Linked DNA regions of Mus musculus: all the other regions are linked to region 1. Evidence: chromatin loops called from intact Hi-C (ENCODE). Cell type or tissue: left cerebral cortex. All regions are shown on one strand.

Region 1 (8,000 bases):
GCCCAACAGACATGCCCGCGACATGGAGCTGGCCAAGAATGGCTTAGTGAGGATCACTTTAGTCAAAGCTTAAGGCTAGGCAGGAATCTATGATTCTCTCTGTCACTGTCTCTGTCTCTCTCTGTCTCTCTTTGTCAATCTCTGTCTCTCTCTGTCAATCTCTGTCTCTCTCTGTCTCTGTCTCTCTCTGTCTCTCTGTCTCTGTCTCTGTCTCTCTCTCTCGTGTGTGTGTGTGTGTGTGTGTGTGTGTGTGTGTGTGTGTGTGTAGGAGAACTTGACTCAGAAGAAGCTAGGGACAGGCGTCCAGGTGTCACATCTGCAGAGTGCTGGAGCTGGTGCCATTTCCATTGTAAGCCAGCTGAGAATCACTAGTTCCAGGGCTCCCAAGAAACAGCAGAGGGTTGAAGCAGATACTGTTAAGAGCTCCCTTCCTTGGACTGAATGGAAACCTGTTCTGTTATAGTTTGTAACAAACAGACTGCACTTGGCAATGAGTCCTGGCCTTTCTATCCATCATGATGATTCTCTTGCTGTTAAGCAGACATTTTCTGAGTGTCCCTTAAAGCTAACAGTGGCCGAATGGTCTTTAGCAGGAAGGTTTCTCCTCTACTGATGAAAGAGAGAAGTGGCTGGCACTGGCTTCCCCTTTCCTCCTGTCTCTTGACCTTGAACATGATTTTCTAGAAATACCACAAAATAAACAACTGAACAAAACAACATGAAACACTGAGAGCCAATATGGTAAGAAGGCAGGACAGAAAAGATAGAACTTTTCTGGTGTCTTCGGTACATCACAGAGCACATGTCAAAAACACAAAACACACTCATGGAGAACTTCCCTCCATGCAATAACTTGAGTTATATCTGAAGCTGTCCTAGCAGGCATGGCTGTATGGCACAGAACACTTCCAGCCAAACGCAGAGCAGGGGCTTCTCTTCTCGTCCTCAGAACTCATTCGTCCTCAGCCGTTCTCAATCTACTACACACATTTCATCCGAACTCCTGGAAAATCCCACACCACAAGAGTCAGCATGTCATTCTACAGAATGAAACAAATGAGCAAACAAACGAACTTGAATAACACCATTAAATAAGAAACTTACTTAAAGTATCTCCATTGGTTATTCTGGAATAAACTGTCTCCTGGACTTATCCCTAGTGGCTGTTTTGAAAACCTAAGGCCTTTATTATTTTCTGAAAGCATTAAAAAAAAAAAGATATCTGCCCTGTTAGTGATTAAAATCAACTTGAGTTGGGAGGCACGTATGAAAGGACAGATTTAGTCATTCTAATTAGGTGATTGGTTGCCCTCTAGTGGTAGGAAATGGTAATAGTGTTGTTATGCCAATGTGGGTTGATTTGATTGTGTTCATGCAATTGTTTATTGAACAGCTTATTCTATGCCATGTATAGTCCTAGGCTCTGCAATGGCACCACCAAGGAAAATAAGCCAGGATCCTAACTCCAATAGAGTAGGCTGAAAATCAAATATGAGAGATCTCAGAAAGCAATTATTAAAATTGAACACAGTCGTGGACCAGGGCTAAGATGACATTCGCTGTTGTGCTGTGTGCAGTGTTGTCCCTGATCAGGTGACATTTAACCCGAGAGCTGGAGGCTAACATTCCAGACCAAAGAAGGAGGCTGAGTAAGAATCTCCAAGTAGGCGTGGGTTTGGGGTATCTGATTAGCACAATGTTCAGAGTGGCTGGGGCTCTCCATTGAAGGTGGAAAGGCCAGGGGATGGTTTTATCCATAGCCTCAGAACATCAAAGTAGATTGAATAAAATTGGACAAGGAAAACACACAGATTGACTGACATTCTTTAAAGCTTACTCTGGGTACCAAGTGGAAAAGAAGCGGTATGGGAAGGGAGCGGAGATGGGTTTACTATAGCAATTCTGCGTTGGAAATGGTGGCAGCTTGATCCAGCACAGCACAGGTAGCCGTAGAGAAAGCTGACACACATGGATATATTCTGGAGGTGAACAACAAGATCTGCTGAATGCTTGGATGTTGATGATAAAGGGAAAGAAGGACTCAAGAATAAAGCTCAAAATTTCAAAACGCTTTATTTTTGCTTTATGTGTTATGAGTGTATGCGTGTATGTATGCACACTGCATGTGTTCAAGGAGGCCAGAGGATGGCGTCGGATCCTCTGGGGCTGCAGTTACAGGTGGTTATGAGCCACCATGTGGATGCTGGGAACCAGAGGAGATGGAAGCCATTTCTCCAGCCCTCAATGCTCAATTTTTAATTATTCACTGAATGGAAGGAAATGGGGGAGATTGACTGAGGTGGGTAAGGCTGGCTGAGAGTAGGTTTGGGAAACAGATCAGGTCATGGCCTTCAAGGTTAGGACACAAGATACAGAATAACTTTTTGAAGAATAGGTTATGTAGTAACAATGGGCAAATAAAAAGAAACACGCTTGTTGCAAGAGAGAAAAGACAGACATGGAACTCACCACAAGGAATTAGAAAGACAGAGTTCCAGAGTATAGCATGAGAAAGTCAGCCAGGAAAAAGAAGTTAGTGTCTAAGAAGCAAGGGTGTTGGAACTATCTTTGAATTGTTCTTTTTCTAATTCTGTCTTGTGGGGACTCGCACCAAACATTGTAAAGTGTCGTGGGACACTAGTGTTAAAGTGGTCTAATCCCTTTCTTTCACAAACAAAATAGGGGACACCTCAGAGACAAGGGGGCAGAACTACCCCAGCAAGTATGAAAGGAAATACAGGGGGGGGGGTCTGCTCTGAGGGGCACCGAATCCTTATATCAGTTCTTTGAACCGTTTTGTGAAGTTTCTATTTTCCAGTCCCCAGACCCCCCCCTCCCCAAATCCTAAGGTTCTAAGAGACCAAATATCCTACAATTGGCCCCTGGCAGAGGCAGAATAGAAGGCTTAGGTTCCAGGGCTCTGGAATCCATGGAAATTGTGGGAAGAGTTTGGAGGCATGAAGAGGACAATGAAATTGATCCAGGGAACGCCTTTTAAAGAGAAATTTGTCTTCTTCTTTTTTTTTCTACCCAGACATTAGGTGCAAAGCAAATATCAATGCTTCTGAGAAGAAGAGGGCGCAGCCTTGTAGATTTGAAGGAGACTTGGGGCTGAGGATGGTGGCGTGGGATCAGTGACAATGACGGTGGGGTTTATGTAGCTACCTTTTAGAAAGTGCTTCCTGTGGTCCAGTGTTTCAACCACACTCCATGCTTGCAACCAACTTGCATCCTGTTACTGGACCCGTTTTCTGTGACTAAGACATGAATAGGGCAAGTGACTTGCCCAAGGTCATTTAGTGACAGCAGAGATGTGCACACAAGTCTTTCTGTCTTCCCTTAAAGTCCTCCGTTCTTCGGTTCCACGCTCTGGGTTACCAGGGCAATGGCCCCAGTCTTGGATCTCCTCATTTGCATTGTTAAGGACACAGGACTATAGCTGGAGCAAATGTCGTTAAATATCATATATAGTTGAGCAACCTGTACATATAAAACTTTAGCTAATGTGCTATGGTATTAAGACAGTGGGGGGGGGAAAGGGTAGGGAAATGGGGCCAGCAGAGGGTCTGACTGTGAAACTGGAAGATCTGAGGACACTGCTGCATCAGGAAAGACCCTCTTCCAGTAGACAGTGGGGATCCTCACAGCCTTCGAGAAGGTTCTTGGGTAATATCCCACTTTTGGCTATCAGAAATGAACACAGAAAGCAAATGAAGTCTAGGCATTTTTCTGAAAAGAAACCTATGGAAAGCATGAACCACAAGATTGTAAAACAGGTCCTGTGGCTAACACAGGACCTGATGATGATTCAGAGGGTCCCAGGCTGACTGGCAGTAACTCCGTCTTTTGAGAATGAAATTACATGGTGTTAGAACGTGTGAGACGGAGAACTAAGTTCGTGTCTGGGTACACCATGCTGTGCTGCGTGCGCTCTGCAGTCTTGTTGCTTTTTGCTGAAGCCACAGCCTATTAGAGATACCTCAAACCCAGACAGTCAGTAGTGTCTACCCAGACTAGTGAATATGCAAAACTCTTCAAACCCTGCACATGGAAGAGGTTCCCACCACCCTGTGATGATCAGATACAAAGATATTTTTAGTCTAACTATACATTCTCCTTTGTGAAGAGACAGTATCTGAAGCCTGGAATTTCTCCTTGCCCTAGATAGTTTCCTTGCTTGTCCAAACAACAGCATGCTTTTGTTTGTCTAGATGATGTTTGGACAGTATTTTTTAAATCAGTCCAAATTGGCCATTGACGTTTGTCTTGGGGGGGGGGGCAGAAGTGTGATTGTTATTATAGGACCAGAATGATATAATATCGTGGCATCGGAGCAACCAAACGAACATCTGTGGTTTACAATAAGAGCTATCTGTGCACCAGGAAGAAACGGTTGTGATGGTATTTTTGGGTCACACCATCTCACTTAAAATAGAGTGTTGTCTTTTTAAGGAGTTCCAGTTTCAAGTCCTTGTTTCTTTAGTTATTTACTGCTATAAGCCTTTACTGTTGTTGTGCCGGTGAAAATAATTGAGCCAGTAGAGGGCGCTAACGCAGCACAGATGGGAATTCCGGATGTACCTCCCCAAGTATTCTCGGAGGCTTAAGTAACATTTTCCCAGGGACTTCGGGGATGCAGTGGGAATGAAACATTGCCAACAAGAATCCTGACAGGTCTAGTGGCCCAATGCCCATAATCCTGGCCACTCTGAAGGCTGAGGCAGGAGGATTGCCAAGGTTGAGGTCAACTTGGGCTGGAGATCAGATTCAGGGTTGTTCTGGGCATCTTAGTGAGACGCTGTCTCAAGACAAAACAAACCACTGTTGTCTTGTGTCAATTACATTAGTATCTAAATATTTTATTCAGGCAGACATTATGAATGGAGGAAAATCTGTGTGCCGTAACTGTCATCCAGGTTCTCACTACCTACCCTGTGCTCTGTTTTCACTTGGCACAGTGGCGGTGCTTACATCCTGGAGGTAACCAACAGCTACCTAGTTAGACTTATGGCTCAGTGAGGGAGTTCACACCTGGTACTGTCAACCTAGCCAGCTGCCAACTGCTGCTAAGGCCATAGACCCTAAGAGCCAGCTACTGCTGCTTCCCTCGGGCAGTATAACTTCTGTGTCCTAAGCACTTACCCTTACACCCACACCTAAGTGTATCTCTCACTTCTGTGAAAGACACGCCTTTTTGCAACAGATAGAAACCATTACAGAAAGTCACAGCTGGTCAAAGTACAGAGAGTAATTGTCTGTGGGGTGAGCAGCCCCAGTGTGGATACATCTACAGCACGAGCGCTACAGCTAAGACTCAGGAAATGCCCTAGTAGAGGGAACAGAAAGATTTTAAAAGCCAGGGGACCAGAGCATCGACTGTTAGATAGCATCTCCTTTAAAAAAAGATACAAAGTTGGGATATATATATATATATATATATATATATATATATATATATATATATATATATATATATATACACACACATATATATAGTGATGGCTTTGAGTGATGACTCAATCACGTGGGTAGGATCAGTACCTTTATAGAAGGGCTTGAGAGACTGAATATTTTCCATCCAATTCCTCTCATTATGTGAAGACACAGCCAACCAGGAACCGCCTTGAGTGTAAAGCCTAATTCTTCAGAAAAATTGGGACTTTCTGAAACCTTGATCTCAGACCTCTTGCTCCCCAGAGCTGTAAGTAATGAATTTCTCTTCTTTATAAATTACCAGTTTAAGGTACTTTATTATAGTAGCATACAAGGAAAGGGGCAATAGTCTTTTTTTTTTTAGGTATTTTCCTCATTTACATTTTCAATGCTATCCCAAAAGTCCCCATACCCACCCCCCCCAATCCCCTACCCACCCACTCCCCCTTTTTGGCCCTGGCGTTCCCCTGTACTGGGGCATATAAAGTTTGCAAGTCCAATGGGCCTCTCTTTCCAGTGATGGCCGACTAGGCCATCTTTTGATACATATGCAGCTAGAGACAAGAGCTCCGGGGTACTGGTTAGTTCATATTGTTGTTCCACCTATAGGGTTGCAGTTCCCTTTAGCTCCTTGGGTAATTTCTCTAGCTCCTCCATTGGGGGCCGTGTGACCCATCCAATAGCTGACTGTGATCATCCACTTCTCTGTTTGCTAGGCCCCAGCATAGTCTCACAAGAGACAGCTATATCTGGGTCCTTTCAGCAAAATCTTGCTAGTGTATGCAATGGTGTCAGCGTTTGGAAGCTGATTATGGGATGGATCCCTGCATATGGCAATCACTAGATGGTCCATCCTTTCGTCACAGCTCCAAATTTTATCTCTGTAACTCCTTCCATGGGTGTTTTGTTCCCATTTCTAAGAAGGGGCAAAGTGTCCACACTTTGGTCTTCGTTCTTCTTGAATTTCATGCGTTTAGCAAATTGTATCTTATATCTTGGGTATTCTAAGTTTCTGGGCTAATATCCACTTATCAGTGAGTACATATTATGTGAGTTCCTTTGTGATTGGGTTACCTCACTCAGGATGATGCCCTCCAGGTCCATCCATTTGCCTAGGAATTTCATAAATTCATTTTTAAAATAGCTGAGTAGTATTCCACTGTGTAAATGTACCACATTTTCTGTATCCATTCTTCTGTTGAGGGGCATCTGGGTTCTTTCCAGCTTCTGGCTATTATAAATAAGGCTGCTATGAACATAGTGGAGCATGTGTCCTTCTTACCAGTTGGGACATCTTCTGGATATATGTCCAGGAGAGGTATTGCGGGATCCTCCTGTAGTACTATGTCCAATTTTCTGAGGAACTGCCAGACTGATTTCCAGAGTGGTTGTACAAGCTTGCAATCCCACCAACAATGGAGGAGTGTTCCCCTTTCTCCACATCCTCGAAAGGGGCAATAGTCTTTTTAGAATCATATTTCTGCAATTGTAAGTGCACTTGTTTCCTTCTATGCTAAGATTCTCTGCCAGTGTCTTAGTCACTGTTCTATTGCTTTGAAGAGACACCATGATCAAAGCAACTCATAGGACTGTTTATAGTTCCAGAGGGTTAGACCATCATGTGGGGGGAGAATAGCAGCAGACTAGCATGCAGGCATGCATGGAGCAGTGGCTAAGAGCTTAGAACTGCATGGGCTTCCGAAATCACCTCCGCTGACACTTTCATCACCATGGCCACACCTCTGAATCCTTCCCAAACAGTTCGACAAAATGAGGACCAGTTGTTCAAACATGTGAGCCTATGGTAGCCATTTTCCTTTAAACTAGCACACCTATCTACCCAATCAGGTGTACTTAATGATGAACACCAGAAAACCAAACAATATGAGCTTGCTACAAAAATAAGAAAACAGAGAAACACCCAATGTTCACCCAGATTTTCTTTTATATTAACTTTAAAGATAGATTTATTTTATTTTATGTATACGAATGTCTTACCTGCATGCATGTATGCATGTATGCATGTATGTATGTATGTATGTATGTATGTATGTATGTATGTATGTATGTATACCCCATGCATGTTTGGTGTCCACAGAAGTCAGAAGAGGGTGTCAAATCCCCTTGCACTGGAGTTACAGATGGTTGTGAGTTGCCAGTGGGTGCTGATAATCAAATCCAGGTCCTCTAGCATGATAATCAGAACTCTTAACTACTGAGCCACCAGTCCAATCATCCCAGGGTTTTGTTTTTGTTTTGTTTTTGTTTTTGTTTTTGTTGTTTGGTTTGTTTTTTGTTTTTACTTGAAAATTTATTTTAAAAATTTTTTCTATATCCCAACTGCAGTTTCCCCTCCTAATCCCTGGCTTTCCACCTCCCTTTTGCCCCCTCCACCCCTGCACCTTTCTCTCCAGATAAGGGCAGGCCTCCCATGGATATCAACCAAACAGGACGTATCAAGTTGCAGTAAAACTAGGCCCCTCCCATGTATTAAGGCTTAGTGAGGCAACCCAGGAGGAGGGAAAGGGTCCCAAAAGCAGGCAAAAGAGTCAGAGACAGCCCCTGCT
Region 2 (8,000 bases), 790 kb after region 1:
CCAAGCAAACACATTTAGGAAGGCATCAGCCCTTACAGTACATGATGTAATGCTAACCTCCATTTTGCTCCTGCTTTTTTTTTTTTAGGTCTTACATTGTATTGAGAAAGAATTGTGACTTTTTGATTTGTCTAGAGTGTGCTCTGTGTGTTGGGAGTGTCCTGTAGTCCTGGTACCCAAGGGTAGCCACTGGTTACCGTGCCTGTCAAGCACAAATAATATTTAAATTAATTGCATAGAGCAGGTCTAGACTCTTATTTCAGTGTAAGGTAAGTTCTTTTTCAAACCACCAGTCAGTATCCAAACGACACTTCCTGAAGGATGTTCTCTGCCCCAGGCTCTTGATTTTTTACATTGAGTTCTTTGCATGTATCTAAATGAACCCTGGGGCCTTTCTATTGTCTATAGGTCTCTGATCCCAGAAACACCAATTCCTAAGCAAACACGGGACAACTGTTCCAGACATAGGCAGCAATGTGTACTTCAGCACTGTTTAAAATTGGGTATCAATGGTAAGCATCTAACAAGAGGTTTTTGTAGAGGAATTTTAATCCAGCAACAGCTACTCTGGCTAGAATACAGATGTTGTGCCAGGAGACGTTCGTGAACCCCAAGGAACCGAATCTGATCCAATCACACTAGGGTCTCCTTATCCAAGCCTGAGCTTGGGCCACACCACTGTCTCTGATGGTGAGAACAGGAGAGGGTCCCAAGTGACCCGTCCAGCAGGTCCAGTTATTCGAGGATCTCGAGGGGACCTCCTCCTAATAACCAAATGGGGGGTAGAGAGAGACGAGGGTCTTGTAAGAGTAAGGACACGGAAACCGTTCTGAAGTTGTATCAGGACCCTAATGTATTGAAAAAGGTCTAAGGCTTAAATGCACAAGCAAAAGGGGAAGTACAGACACTTATCAGTGGGAGGGGTGGGGCAATACAAGCAAAAGGAGAAGTACTTATGGGAGGGGGGCAATAGAAATTCTTTCTTTTGGCAGCTACACGGGGAAGCAAGAACTTGGTGGTATCAGGGTGTGGTCAGGACATCGGTGATGACCTAGGGCTGGAACCTCCCGTGGTTCCCGGAATCCATGTGTCCGTGGCCCGCTTTTGACCCCTTTTTCTTCTCGGTGGGAGAGGCCCAATTCAGAGATCAAGAGTTGTCTTAATAGCTCCCAACACCCAAGCCCAGTTTTAGGTAAGCATTTATAGAGGGAAAAAAAGGGGTATCTAGCCTAGTACACATCAGACTGGTGGGCAATTACACCCTTTAACATAATTGGCTGGTGCTGAGAGCCTAACTATAAACTTAACTTCTGTTTTCCTCCTGATTGGTGGTTGTTAGGAAGTGAAGTGTCAGGGGCGGGCTTGTAACCTGAGGGTACAGATTTGCTGGGGAGCAACCTGGAAACTGATACTAGATGCAGGTCTTGTTGGGAGGTAACCTGGAAACTGGTGCTAGATACCAGCCTGTTAATTAACTTGAGTTCAACCTTAGGTCAGGTTCTTTAAGATGGAGTCTCAACCCAAAAGATTTGATCTCTCACAGACAACCCTTTAATTCCAGGGGCCAGAGGCAAGCAGATCTTTGAGAGACCAGCCTGGTACTGATCAAGTTCTAGGTACAAAAAAGATTAGGTCTAGGTGTTGTAGTACATGCCTTTAATCCCAGCACTCAAGAGACAGAGGCATGCAGATTTCTGAGTTCCCGTCAGTCAGTTCAGTGAAGTCACTGAGTTGAGAGGCAGCACAGGGGGGTTGAGTTCTCCGCAGTTCAACAGATGGCAGTGCAGTTTGTGGAGTTCAGAGGCAGTTTTTACCAGGACAGTTTTACAGAGACAGGTTGTTTGTAGAGAGAAAAAGCTAGACGCAGGTGAAGACAGAACAAGCCAGAGGAGAAGGAGCCAGAAGATTAGAACAGATTGCCGAGTTAGTTTGAGACCCAGCAGAGCAATTCAGTCAGAAGCAAGAAGCCAGTTGGAATCAATGAACTTGGAGTAGAGCTGAATCACAGCTGAGTTGATCCAGTTAGCCAGAGTTCAGAAAGAGCTAGAAAGAGTGAGTTCACTCAGCACTAAGCCTCCGAGATAACAATCACATCAGGCAAATAAAAGATACATTTACAGGTAATGATTCAAGTGACATGTGTATTAGTCAGTGTTCTGCTGCTGTGAAGAGACACCGTAACAACAACAGCTCTTACAAACTAAAGTACTTAGTTGGGACTGCCTTACAGTTTCAGAGGTTTAGTCCATAGTCGTCATGGCAGATAATAATGACCACACGCAGGCAGGCATAGTGCTAGAGAAGTAGCTGAGAGGTTAGCATCTGAATCTATAGTTAGCAAGGAGGGAGGAAGGGAGACAGAAAGACAGACTATGGGCTTTTTGAAACCTCAAAGCCCACTCCCAGTGATATACTTCCTAATCCTTTCAAATGGTGCCCCTCACTTGAGACCAAGCGTTCACATCTATGAGTCTATGGGGGCCATCTTTATTCAAACCTTCACATTCCATTCCCTGACCCCTATAGGCTTGTAGCAATATCATAATGCAAAAATGCATTCAACCCAGTTCCAAAAGTCCCCATAGTCTATCCCAGTCTCAACACTGTAAAAGTTTAAAGACTCTTCAGAGACTCAAGGCAATCTCTTAACTTTAACTCCAGTGAAATCAAAATCAAAAAGCAGATCGATAACTTCCTATACACAATGGCAGAAAGCATGTCTTACCATTCCAAAAGCGGAGGGAAGGAAGCCTAGTGAGGGAATCCTGGACCAAAACAAGACTTAAAGCAAGCAGGGGAATTTTTCAAATTCTGTATCTCTACATCTGACGTCAAAGTGCTCTTCAAATCTCCAACCCCTTTCAGCGTTGTTGACCGCAACATATTTCTTTCCCTTTAGCTGTTTCCAAACGTGTTAGCAGCCTTCCTCAGCAGAGATCACATGACATTAGCGACTTGACTTCCACATTTTGGGATCCACAGGGTAATCTAGGCCTCACCCTCTCAGATGCACAAAATGGCCTCTCTGAGCCTCCATGAAAGGACACTCCTGACACATGCCTGAGCCTCCATGAAAGGACACTCCTGACACATGCCTGACCTCAGTGGTTCTTCTTAGCCATGATGGAAGATTCCGTAAGCCCTTGAATCTTTGACTCTACGGCAAAGCTGCCAAGTCCTGCTGTTTGCTAGGGTTGGCACAAGGCTCCCTGCCAAGTCCTGCTGTTTGCTGGGGTTGGCACAAGGCTCCCTGGTTCTGCTGCTGACCACTTTCCTCACTGCTTATGATTTTATTTAATTACTTTTTACAAGTTAGAAGCTTAGCTGGGTGGGGTCTTATCCTGAGGTCACCACTCCTATCATTTGGTGTAGCATTTGGCTTTTCTTTAAACTTTCTCTCTTTCCCTCCCTCCCTCCCTTTCTTTCTTTCTTTCTTTCTTTCTTTCTTTCTTTCTTTCTTTCTTTCTTTCTTTCTTTCTTTCTTTCTTTCTTTCTCTCTCTCTCTCTCTCTCTCTCTCTCTCTCTCTCTCTTCCTTCCTTCCTTCCTCCCTCCCTCCCTCTCTCTCTCTCTCTCTCTCTCTCTCTCTCTCTCTCTCTCTCTCTCTCTCTCTCTCTCTCTCTCTCTCTCTCTCTCTCTCTCTCTCTCTCTCTCTCTTTTGGTTTTTCGAGACAGGATTTCTCTATGTAGCCTGTCCTGTCCTGGAACTCACTCTGTAGGCCAGGCTGGCCTCAAACTCAGAAACCCACCTGCCTCTGCCTCTGCCTCCTGAGTGCTAGGATTAAAGGTGTGCGCCACCACACCCAGCTTTTTTTTTTTCTTCTTCTCCTCCTATACATTTTGTATCTTTCCTTGATCAGCTTGCTTCTTTTCATTATAGATCTGTGTAAGAGTAGCCAGCAAACATGACACAAGAGTCAATACCAGCCTGTCTTGAAATTTCCTCTGCTGCTGCCACTAATCCAGTTTAACCCCAGGCAGATTTTTTGGGCAAGGGCAGAAAGAAGCCATATCCTTCAAAATATCACAAGAATGGTCTCTAGGCCATGTAAGCAGTATTCTTCTCCTCTGAGCCCTGGTGAGCCAGGCTGTCATAGTCTACATTGCTCTCAGTACCTCTGTCCTCCATGCTCATGGAGGTCCATTAAGGGGTATATGCCCATTAAGTCTCAATTAAAGGGTTTAACCGCTTTTTCTAGTCCAGCGTTCTAAGTCCACATTCTGCCAACAGCAGCATGGTCAAGACTACCCCAGGAGTTGTGTATATTTGGGAGCCTTTGTGCAGCTATAGCTGCCACAACAATGCTGTCTTTACCATATCCCCATCCCAGGAGAGCATTCTAACCTTTCTAGCCTCTTTAATCCTAACTGTTTGGCCCCGCAGCCAGAGTGGCTCCCTCTTCTCAGCTCAGCCCTCAGCAAGGGCAGCGAGGGCTTTAGAGAACAGCACCACACCCTCTACTCCTGGATACACATCTGGTCCAAAGTACTGGAGCAAATGCAGGATGGAAGATGCTTTTACAGCCTTGATCAGTTAAGTCTTTTCATTTCAACCTTTAACCTCTCGGGAGAAGGAACAGTGAGACTGTTCAATCAAGTGGGTAGGGACAGTGGGAGGGACTTCCTTTGCTTTCCTTTCCAACCCCACCCCATCCCAACAGAAGGTGAAAGTGGCTGGTCTTTTCTTACCGCTAAACTACAATTCACTCTGAGATTTAATGTGAGCCATTCTCTCTCTCTTTCTCTCTCTCTCTCTCTCTCTCTCTCTCTCTCTCTCTCTCTCTCTCTCTCTCTGTGTGTGTGTGTGTTTCTTTTTTTCCCTCTTCTAATATGATCTGGCAATTTTTTTTCAGAAGTCTGAGCTCTGAGGGCAGCTCCATCCCCTCCTGGTGCAATATACAACACCCCTCCTGTGTTTTCTTCTTCAACCTAGGTAGGTAGGGATAGTTTGTAAACTCATAATACATGTTTCATATTTTTAATTGTTTATTTTAACTTTACGTGCACTGGTGTTTTTCTTGCATGTATGTTTGTGTGAGGGTGCCAGATCCCCAGGAGCTGGAATTACAGACCATTGTGAGCTTCCACGTACATACTGAACTTGGGTAATTGAACTTGGGTCCAATAGCAGATGCTCTTAACTGCTGAGCCATCTCTCCAGCACGTTCCTGTACATATCTCCTGTACACCTTCCATTTTAAAATATGTGAATACAAGCCGGGCCGTGGTGGCGAAGGCCTTTAATCTCAGCACTTGGGAGGTAGAGGCAGGCAGATTTCTGATTTCAAGAGTTCGAGGACAGACTGGTCTACAGAGTGAGTTCCAGGACAGCCAGGGCTACACAGAGAAACCCTGTCTCGAAAAGCAAAACAAAAACAAACAAACAAACAAACCAAAACCAAAACAAAACAAAACAAAAGACAAACCAACAAAAAAAAGTGAATACAGCCTTCTTATCTTCCAGATTCTCGAGCCACAGACCTCCATCCTCCCTTCTCAGAACACTCTGAGCTCCATGGCTGTCTTAGACTGCTTCCGGCTCTCTTCTCAGACCACTTGAGGCTCAATGTGTTGAGTGCAATTCCTCCTGCTTCTTTCCCTTTCTTTCTCACCAACACACAGATGTATTAGAGTTGACAGTAAAGGTCACTTGTCACCATTTTAACCCTTTGAAAAACAAAACCGTCAGAGGGCAAGATCAGAGTCAGCTACCTGCCTACACAGCTTGAAGTGTCCCACGCCAATCTCCTGTTCCCAGGTGGCCTATTCTATGAACTCAGCCGTCTTTGTGTTGTCTGGCTGGAAGCTGCACTTTGTGCTCAAGAGATTGTTTCTGGTCTCCTTCTGGCATCCCTCAGATGCTCTCTAACAGGCATTCTTCCACAAGATATGGATTTCTAGTTTAGTGTGTGTTCTTCACATTGGGGGCCGTAAGGATACTGTTCTCAGCAGACAAAGAGGTTTCTTTTCAACTCTTTAAATGTCTTTTTTTTTTTTAAAAGATTTATTTATTGATTATATGTAAGTACACTGTAGCTGTCCTCAGACACTCCAGAAGAGGGAGTCAGATCTCTTTACGGATGGTTGTGAGCCACCATGTGGTTGCTGGGATTTGAACTCTGGACCTTCGGAAGAGCAGTCGGGAGCTCTTACCCACTGAGCCATCTCACCAGCCCTCTTTAAATGTCTTGAGGGAAATATGACACTCATACATCATACATGATCAGGTCAAGTGTGTCTTATGTTAAAACCTCAAATTCACTTAATTTAGGGTGTGGAATTTGCATTTCAACATCTAATGAAGGTATACCCTTGCTCTGTGTTTAGGTCTGAAATCAGGTCTGGCTATGTAACTTAGGCAGTCTCCTTGCCTCAGCTCCTGAGTGTTAGTGTAAGACTCCAGCGGAGAGCCTTAGCTTACCGGGGACCCCCTGAGTGAACCACGTGGAGCTGAGATCGATGCAAAAAGCAAGAGGAATTTATTGTTCCAGTGCACTGAGGTCGTCCCAGACCCGAAGGAGAGGTGGCGACCCCTGGTGCCCATTTAGGCGAGTTTTTATATGGTTCTCAGGGGCGGAATAGAGCATCAGCAACTAGGCACAATCTGCTTGGTGGAACAGTGCAACCTTTAAACTGATTGGTCGTTAGGGAATGAGGTGACAAGGACTTCACTTGTCTGAAGGTGGGCAGTGGTCCAGTCCTGTGGAATGTGTCTCCACCCGCAGATCAGTTCCCACCCTGTGGTCTGAGGCATGTTATTTAGCCTCTCCCTTCCAGAGGGGCAAGTGTTCCACGACCTTCCCAAAGTTCCTGAGCTGGAACTTTTCACTAGGTTTCTAAGTGTCTTAGAGTTTCCATTGCTGAGAAGAGACACCATGACCAAGGCAACTCTTTTTTTTTTTTTTTAAGTTCCACGTGAGAGAAGTTTATTGTGGTGGAAGGGGGCAAAGGGACATCAGAGATGAAGGGAGAAAAGAGAGAAAAAAGGCCCAAGGCAACTCGTTTTTTGTTTTTGTTTTTAGGTTTATTTATTTATTTTATGTATATGAATAGACTGTAGCTATCTTCACATACACCAGAAGAGGGCATCAGACCCCATTACAGATGGTTTCGAGCCACCATGTAGTTGCTGGGAATTGAACTCAGGACCTTTGGAAGAGCAGTCAGTGCTTTTAGCCACTAAGCCATTTCTCCAGCTCCCAAGGCAACTCTTTTTTTTTTTTTTTAGAGATTTATTTATTTATTATATGTAAGTACACTGTAGCTGTCTTCAGACACACCAGAAGAGGGTGTCAGATCTCGTTACAGATGATTGTGAGCCACCATGTGGTTGCTGGGATTTGAACTCCGGACCTTTGGAAGAGCAGTCGGGTGTTCTTACCCACTGAGCCATCTCACCAGCCCCCAAGGCAACTCTTATAAGGGACAATATTTAACTGAGGCTGGTTTATAGGTTCAGAGCTGCTTCAGTCCATTATCATCATGGCAGGAATCATGGCAGCATCCAGGCAGACATGGCTCAGGAGGAGCTGAGTGTTCTACATCTCGATCAGACTGCTACCAGAAGACTGTTGTCTAGGCAGCTAGCATGAGGGTCTAAAAGCCCACACCCACAGTGACACACCGCCTCCAACAAAGCCATACTTCCTAATAGAGCTGCTCCCTGGGCCAAGCATATTCAAACCGCAATAAACATAGACAGTTATGTCCAGGGGGTGGACCCAGGGCCTCACATCTCTTAGGCAAGTGCCCTGCCACAGAGCCACGTCACTATCCCAGCCTCTCCCTTGCTACCTTCTCTATCAATCTATGTCACAGTCTTCTTTATAGCTTACTATGAGCAGTTGCCTTTCTTTTTTTTTTTTAATTCAAAAACATGTGGATAAATACCTGTCAACCAACTAAAACGCAGGGACTAAGTATTCCAGGTGAGTACTGTGTCATAGATGCTAGGGTGACTACAGCCTTAATCCCTTACCCCTGTGGATTGCACTGACTAAAA
Region 3 (8,000 bases), 380 kb after region 1:
GAAAATCGTGCAGTTATAATCTCAGAGTTGGAGACTACAGGGCAGACCCCCACAGCTCACTAACCAGCAAGCCTATGAGAACCAGTGATCTGGAGGCCAGTTTAAAACAACAGGGTGACCAGCTTCTGAGGAATGACACTTACAGCACATGTAGCTCCTCCCACACACATACACACTGCAACGTACACATGCACACGAATTTACCACCCAAGGGGCACACTAACTCATATAGTCCTCTATAAAATTCTATGAATCCAGGAGAATTATTATGGCACCTTCCACAGAGAAGTTTCCAGCCAATGAGTGACAAGAACACGGGAACCCAGGTCATCTATTTCAGGATTCATGTTCTTACTCTGATGCCAGGCATGGGGTTCAGTTTGATTCGTAAACTCAGTTTTGGAAAATTATGATGCCAGGGTTGTCTTTGTATACTGAATTGGTGGTCTCCTGTGGTACTGTGAAAGGCAGCCTGTTTTCTGGTCGAGCTAGGTTCAAACCTTGGAGACCCAACAGATTAATCTGTAAGGGACAGACGGCCCATTTGCCATACTCCCAGACATAGGCTCCGGACACGAGGACCCAGCTCCATAATTCTGAGGCCATCAGTCAGGTAGGCTGACTGGACTCCACCTCCACAGTTACCTGACAATAGCAGGTATGCTCCGCCCCACAGTTACCTGGCAACACCGGTAGCCTAGCCCACTATAAAAGGGGCTGCTTGACCCCTCCTCTCTCTCTTGTCTCTTCTCTCTCTTAAGCTCTTGCTCTTACTCTCACCTTTCGCCCTTTTTCTTCCCTCTTTCCACATGGCCATGGCTGGCTTCTACTTACCTACTTGTCTCCCTCTCTCTGCCTTTCTACAGTAAACACCTTGAAACCATGGACCGTCTCTTCTCATCAGGATCCGCTGGGATGGAGCAATGGAGCAGGTTTCCCTCTAACGAGTTGCATGTCTAACCTTCTGCTGGGAGGCCTTCCTGAGCTCTAGCCATGGCCACCAGTCAACCCAAGCCAACTGCGGAGCTAGACAGCCTGAGCTAGCCAGACTCTTGCCCACCCAGAAACCACCTTCCCCGCTGCCCCTTCTCCCTTTGGCCCTGGGGCTGACTGAGCAGCCCCCGGGACCCCCACTTTTTTCTCAGCTCTTACATGACATCAAGTGGCATCTGGGATGTCTGAGACTGTGAACCTGTTGTCTTTGGCCTCCGTGAGGCCCAGAGACCCCAGAGCTGACTCTTCCGCAGTACTCAATGGTCTGTGGTGCCAGAGAGTCAGAGCCGAGACTGCGCCTTCCCCACCTCATGGAATGGGGTCCAGTGGCCTAACACGGCCCAATGCCTGTCTCTCAGGAGTTATGTGGGATCCTGCAGCAGTCTCCTGAGTCCACCCACCCAGAGGCCCGGACGAGGGTCATTTCTCCCACCCTTTTATTTCCCCACACCTGGCACCCTGCAGTCTCCCAATTCTCTAGACCATTTACTTCTTTTCAAGGACACCCATAGGCTGTTGCCACTTCAAGTGTCTCTGCAACACCATTGCTCTATGCACCTGAACAGTGGCCATCCACACAGACACTAGCGTCTGCCTGGCTCTGACATCATACATGTAGGGCCTTCGTGTCTCTGAACACTCTGCCACTTCATGTGAAGACACAATCTCACACTACAGGATTCCTGAGACATTCCCAAAGTCTGGGTAGTACAAGTCCTGCTCTTTCGCCTTCCATGAATGACAGTAAGTTGGTGTTTCCTGTTATAGCCTCTCTGATGACTGACTCCATGAACAACTTCACAGCATCAACATGTATATTTCCCAGTCTGCATGTTCATTACCTGTCAAAAGCTCTAAGAGTGTGCTTCTCAGATAATACCTTAACATTTCTTTCTCTCTTTCTTTCTCTCTCTCTCTCTCTCTCTTTCTTTCTTTCTTTCTTTCTTTCTTTCTTTCTTTCTTTCTTTCTTTCCTTCTCTCTCTCTCTCTCTCTCTCTCTCTCTCTCTCTCTCTCTCTCTTTCTTTCTGCGAAATGGAACTATCTCAATTTCACATGTATTCACTCAAAACTGAGTCACATTCACTCGTGCATGCATGTAAATATGCAATCTGCAAACTCCAGTGGAAGGGAAGGGAAGGGCTGTCCTGACTGCCACTCATCACCTTTGATGGTGTTCAAGATCGACTGTAAACTTCCCCTGGCATACTTTTCTCCTGTAGTCTATGTAAAATTAAGTAATGATCTGCATGTGGGAAACCACTGGGCAAGCTCCTCAACGGTTTGGTGACTCATACATTTAATGTAAGCAGAGGAGTGCCCACAACCTGATTTACCCGAGATGCCTCACCTACAAAATGCCCTTTGCCTAGCTGCCAGCTGAGCTAGGCAAATGGTCTATCTCTGGATTCTAGATTCTGGATTCAACCCGGTTATGGCACCCAGAGAGGAAGCTAATACTATCTCAAGAGTCTTTAAAAGATAATTCACATATGTAAGGAAATTAACCTCAGAGTGTTTATTAAGAAACAAATAAATGCTATCTATCACTTTTAGCCAGAACAGGCATTAGATGAAATCAAACTAAATTACACAAGATGCTAAAATCTCCAGTTAATGAGGATTATGCCTAAAAGCATCTTAGAGTCACCAAAATCATGTGTGTAGCATATGAAGATAGAAAATAAACAGAAGACAAAACAACAACGTCAAAACGTCTCAGCCAGACTGTCTTCCATTGCAGCCGGATCTAGGAGCATCACTCCACTGTGGCCCTCAACTCCGTGCCCCGCTGTGCTGGATGCATGGGCACAGACTCTGGTCTTATGGTAGCAGCAAGACTGCCAGGAGCTTCTTTCCAGCTACTGTCTCAGGAGCACAAGAGAAAGAGCGTTTTAGGCAGAGGCCTGGGTCCTACTGAGCCAAGTGAAGATGTTTGACTCAGCAATTGATACGGGGCTTAGTGTATACATTGGCATGGATAATAATAGTAATAATAATAAATTATACTTTTAATAGTTTACAATATTGGGAAATATTACCAAGTAAAAGGACAATGTAGCTGGAGAAGGTGCTGGCTCTCATGTGACATAATCCACTAATGCCCGCTGTGGGTACTCTTCTGCTCCAGTCATCTACCATCCCACTTCTGCAGATGCCTCCTCACTTTGTGAGTTTTAGGGATATCACTTACCTTAGCCCTGGAGGCTGTTTTGTCTCTTTCCTACATTCCCCAGTGATCACAGCCACATGCCTTAACCAAATGTGTGAATATGAAGCACTCCCTCAGCACCTCGTTCTATGAATTCTGCTGGGAGAAGAAAGAGAAGAAGAGAAGCCTGAGAACAGACTCCCACTCTCAAAGGGATTTATTACCTAGTTAGATAGAGGAAGAAATACCTTGATTATACAGATTCTATGCATACAGCAAGTACTTCTGGATGGACTAAAATAACAGCCCAAGTGAACAAGGTGAAATTTGCTTTGTGCTACAGTTAGGACCATGGGCCCTGGGAAAACACTGGAGGCTTTTAGCTAAAGGGGATAATTTGTTTAAAGTATCTACAGCAAAAAATTCACCAGCAGTATGGATGGTTGAGCCAGAACAAAGAAAGATGAGGAGGCCAAGTCCTAGCTCAGTGTCTTAATTAGGTTTTTGTTGCCATGACAAGCACGAGGACCAAGAGCAACTTGAGGGGGCAGGGAGGGGTTGTTTCAGTTTCACATCACAGACCATCGTCAAAGGAAGTCAGGGTAGGAACCCAAGGCAGGAACTGATGCGGAGCTCATGGATGGGTGCTGCTCACTGGCCTGCTCCCTATAGCTTGCTCAATCTGCTTTCTTTTACAACTCGGGGTCAACTGCCCAGAGGAGGCACAGTCTACAATGGGCTGGACCCTCCCACATCAACTGTTTAAATAAATGTCCCTACAGCCTTGCTGACAAGGCCAGTTTGATGGGGGCAAGTTCCTGTCTATCAAATGAATCTAGACTACGTCAAGTTCACTAAATAAATAATAACCAGGACACTGGGGTCCCTTGCAATAGCTCATGCATGGAGTTTCAGTCTTTAGATCCGAGACATCAGTGAAAAATGAGCATGAGGAGTGGGCATGTTAGAGGAGATGGAACAGGACGGACTTGGTAAAGGGAGGTTGTCAACCATGCTTCGGAAGATTCTAGGCTGAACTATAATGTCTAAAGTAAACAGGGAGCCAGGCATGACAGCACATGCCAATCATCCCAGCACTCAGGAGCCTGAGATGGGAGGATCACGAGTTTGAAGCCAGGCTGAGCTGTATATCAAGACAAATAAAAAGTGAAAAGGCTAGGGGAAGGATTGCTGATTGGGAGGTCAGAGCGATCGAGGGAGCGAGGGAGGGATGGAAAGCAGACGAAGAAATAATCTGGTTTATACAAGATGTGTTCTTGATAACCAGGGAGAGGTAGGAATCTTCAAACAACAGGTGGTCCAGTTCAACAGGACACAGATTAGGCCCATGGATCACTCTGGGCTCCACCACTGCCTGGACGAGATCTTGTATCATTAGCTACCTGACTGACTAAGTACACCTTAGTCTCAACAGGGGGTTTGCCCAGGCCTCCCCATAAATACCTATTTTTTTTATTTCAGTCATACTATATATGGTAAACATGACTTGTACACATCATAACTTGTTCATCATCTAAGGTTCCTTTATAATTTTTGATCTCTACACATTTTCTCTTGCCTTTCAACCCCAGTCTGGGTCAATAAACAAGACTACTCAGACACATTTCTACCAGACTTATCTTAGAGTCTGTTCCAAGTTTTCTGAGTATTTTATTCTTCAGCCCTCTATTGGTAATATCCTCACAATGCATACCCTAGCCATGGTTTCTGCCAAGAAGCAAGACAACGAATGCCCATTGTTCCCTTTATCATTAAGAGACCATCTAGCTGCAATCCTTTCTCACGTTAGAATTGGTTAGTGAGCGATAAGTTATTTGGATGAAACACGTCCCCCTGCTGCATAGCAGTGGGCTGCCATCCAAGCAAGGCCTGAGGGCACAGCTCTAGTTGGCAGATGGCAAGTAACTGGCTTTGTGTAAGTAACTCAAGCTGATGATTACATCCAGCCATTCCACCCGACACTGAAAATTCTTCCAGCACAGAGAGAAATCTCAACACAGTTGACAATTAGAAAGCATGCTAGATTGTATGCATGCTTGAAGTTAGACAGTCTGATCAGTATCTATGGATATGCATAAATGTATATATAGATAGTAAAGTGTGTTGTCCCCTGCACAAGTCAGTATTAAAACTTTTGCTGCTTCATTTGAGTGTTGCTTTTAAATAAATCTTAACTTCCTATATGTAGCCTGTATGCCAGAGTATAGTTCAAGGGAGATAATTGTCAATAGTCATAGCATATTTATCATTCCTGTGTATTAATCATACAGAAGACACTGAAATGACTGTTAATGTTTACCACCGTCCTGTGAGGTATGTGTTGTTATTCTTACATTACAGTGAGATAGTTAAGTAATATGCACAATGCCAAAACAATTAACAAATATGGCTGGGAATCTGAATTTGATGCTCTCTGGGAACAGACTGTCTCTATTGTGGCAGTCATCAGAAACTTAAGAGCATTTGTTAACTGAGTGAACAAATGAAGGACGTTCAAATTTACTCCATTAACCTCAGTGTCATGCTGGATTGACTCACAGCCGTGACAATGAGCTTCGGACATGGCATATATTCCCTACCTGCAGGCCTATGAAAAGTATATGAGTTGTCTTCAAAAGGGGTAACACCAGGAAAACAAATGCCACGAGGTTTTTACATAAACCGGGGGCATCCATGTACACAGGGCATCCGTGTACAAAGGGCATCCATGGACACAGGACCTCCAGCCTGCACTACAGTCACGTTTATGGACAAAGCTGACTATTACCTTTCTCAGACCTGAACCTAGTTCCAAGCAAGCCTCCATTAACAAGAACTGGCCAGAAGAAATAGAGCAACATGGATTTTAACCAGCAGCTTCAAACATCAAACTTATGGTTTTAGGGAGCTGAGACAAATTGGTAGAACCTGGGCTCTGAGCAAAGCTTGGCTCTCAGTCCTAGGGTTGAAGCTTGCTGCCCCCCCCCCCATCTGTAATACACAAGCTACATCCTGTTCTTCTCTCCATGGGATCTTATTGCTGGCCTGAAAGACCGACAAACACCTTCACCCCACATACCAAGTGCCATTGGTGTTTGGCTAGCAGCCACTGTTGACAGCTAGATGTGTGTCCCCGGTTTCTCCATGGCAAGATTGAGGGACTGCAGAGGATGGGGATTCTTTTATAGTACCCCCGAGTTTTATCTAGTTCATTTCTCCTTCTAACAAGTACAAAATTCCTTCTATTACAGATTATCTCTAGAGTTCACTGTCGAAGTTCATTTCAATTCTTGCGTTCTAGGATGAGACATTCATTCAAAACGAATGACTGCCACATCAGTCACAGGGCTCAGCCCCTGGCATGGGAACTGTATTTCTTTAATGGCTTTATTCCTTTGAATGTGTTTTGGAGGTCTCTATTATGCCTCAGTCCTTGAAGAAAACCAGTGAGAGTCGCAGACAGGGCCCTCTGCTGCTCGAAAACCTGAGAAGCAAATCTGCAGAATTTTCAAACTGTGCAGTCTGTCCTGGGTGACTGTGACTGGGCGCCAAGTCCTAAACACAACACAAAACAGTGGTTATTCTCCTGGGACATCTGGGTGCCAGATGAGTTTCTTTCCTGCTCTCCAAAATGGTCAGAGATTTGCAGTAATTGAATGAAAGAATGTTTAATAACTGAAAATATTGCTCATCCAGAGAGAGAGAGAGATTAGGCTTTAATTAAATGGTGTCATTTAATACGTCGTCCAGCAGATACTGTAATTGGGTTCTTTAGCACAGCACACACTAATATCTAAGCTTTACTGAGGTGATAATGACACTAATTTAGCCCAGTGGATACATAACCAGCTTGGCTGCCTCTGACACCCCAGCATATTGTACGAAGAGCAAGCTTTGATCCTGGTGTCTGCGCCACTCTTAATCAGTCATTTCTTTCTAAAATAAAATCACTAGTCAGCCAGAGCAAACAAACCCTTTTTATACTAAACAGGTATGATGCTGGGGATGTGTCGGGGCAAGAGGTTGTTCGTTTCCACAGATACAAAGAAAGAGGGGCTATCTTCAAAGCAGTTGTGAAATTACATTTCATTTGAACAGGAAGAATGGCATTTATTATCTTTAAAACCTGATATAAATGCAAAGCAGCCCTCAGCAGTTCGTTCAAAGAGGGCAGACAATTCCCTGGCACAATGGCAGCTGTGGGTTTTAAGTCCTATCTTCACTTGATCATTTGCAAGGACGTTTTCATTTCCAGTCTTGGCTCCCGTTTCCTCATTGCTTAATCCTGAAATGGGATACAGTTACGGTCCTACTCTCTAGCCATTCTGTTTGATAATTCTGAACAAAGCAGAAATGAGTGGGGGGCCAGGCAGTGACGAATTTAACTGAACCTAAAAGAAGATGAGAAAAGAACTGATCTCTTAGGGTCTAGTGCCACAGATGTATTACAAAGTAACCAGAGATTAAATTCCTTTGCTAAATTCTTTGTTTTCAAAACTAAGTGGTGCTTCCACAGAGAGATGGAAAACTTTCATTTCCCTGATTGCAAATGACCGTGGACATGTTTATTTTGGAAAAGACTGGAAACATTGATTACACAGTGGCTGGGTGGGTCACAGGACCATGAAAAAGAATAGCAGCATGGCTCTGTCACTGGGTGGGGAAGCAGAATTTGAAACCACTCTGATCCCTGGGGTGTAACTCCGCCTTTGAAGACCTTGCAATCCTGTGTCAGGGATAGCTAACAGTAATTCAGAGCTCCTCCCCGCCCCTTAGAACTCTGGCAGGGGGCTCCAGGGCTCCTCTCCAAATGCTGAGAACTGTAACTGGTCCTCTTTGTAAACTGCATGCTGAAAA

Evidence for each region. A loop is a pair of places that touch in the nucleus more often than their neighbours do. Peaks named below come from ENCODE experiments on the same cell type or tissue, not always from the same donor. Only the 100,000 strongest peaks of a DNase experiment are listed, where the experiment ranks them.
Region 2: it touches region 1 in a loop (5-fold over the local background); 17 of 42 quality-filtered maps call a loop at or near these places.
Region 3: a loop joins it to region 1, with 2.1 times the contacts of the local background. A loop is called at or near these places in 2 of 42 quality-filtered maps.

Annotation. Positions count from the first base shown.
Region 1 is chr14:48,363,835-48,371,834 of GRCm38, reverse strand. No RefSeq gene overlaps it. Among named protein-coding and RNA genes, the nearest start is that of Tmem260, 79 kb to the left of the region's middle. In left cerebral cortex, CTCF peaks have their summits at 1,320 (motif pointing left) and 4,542 (motif pointing right); DNase peaks (open chromatin) are centred at 1,315, 4,546, 4,988 and 5,204.
Region 2 is chr14:47,573,463-47,581,462 of GRCm38, reverse strand. No RefSeq gene overlaps it. Among named protein-coding and RNA genes, the nearest start is that of Atg14, 9.0 kb to the right of the region's middle. In left cerebral cortex, no CTCF peak of the experiment used is centred here; a DNase peak (open chromatin) is centred at 3,138.
Region 3 is chr14:47,986,541-47,994,540 of GRCm38, reverse strand. No RefSeq gene overlaps it. Among named protein-coding and RNA genes, the nearest start is that of 4930447J18Rik, 92 kb to the right of the region's middle. In left cerebral cortex, a CTCF peak has its summit at 6,616 (motif pointing left); a DNase peak (open chromatin) is centred at 3,274.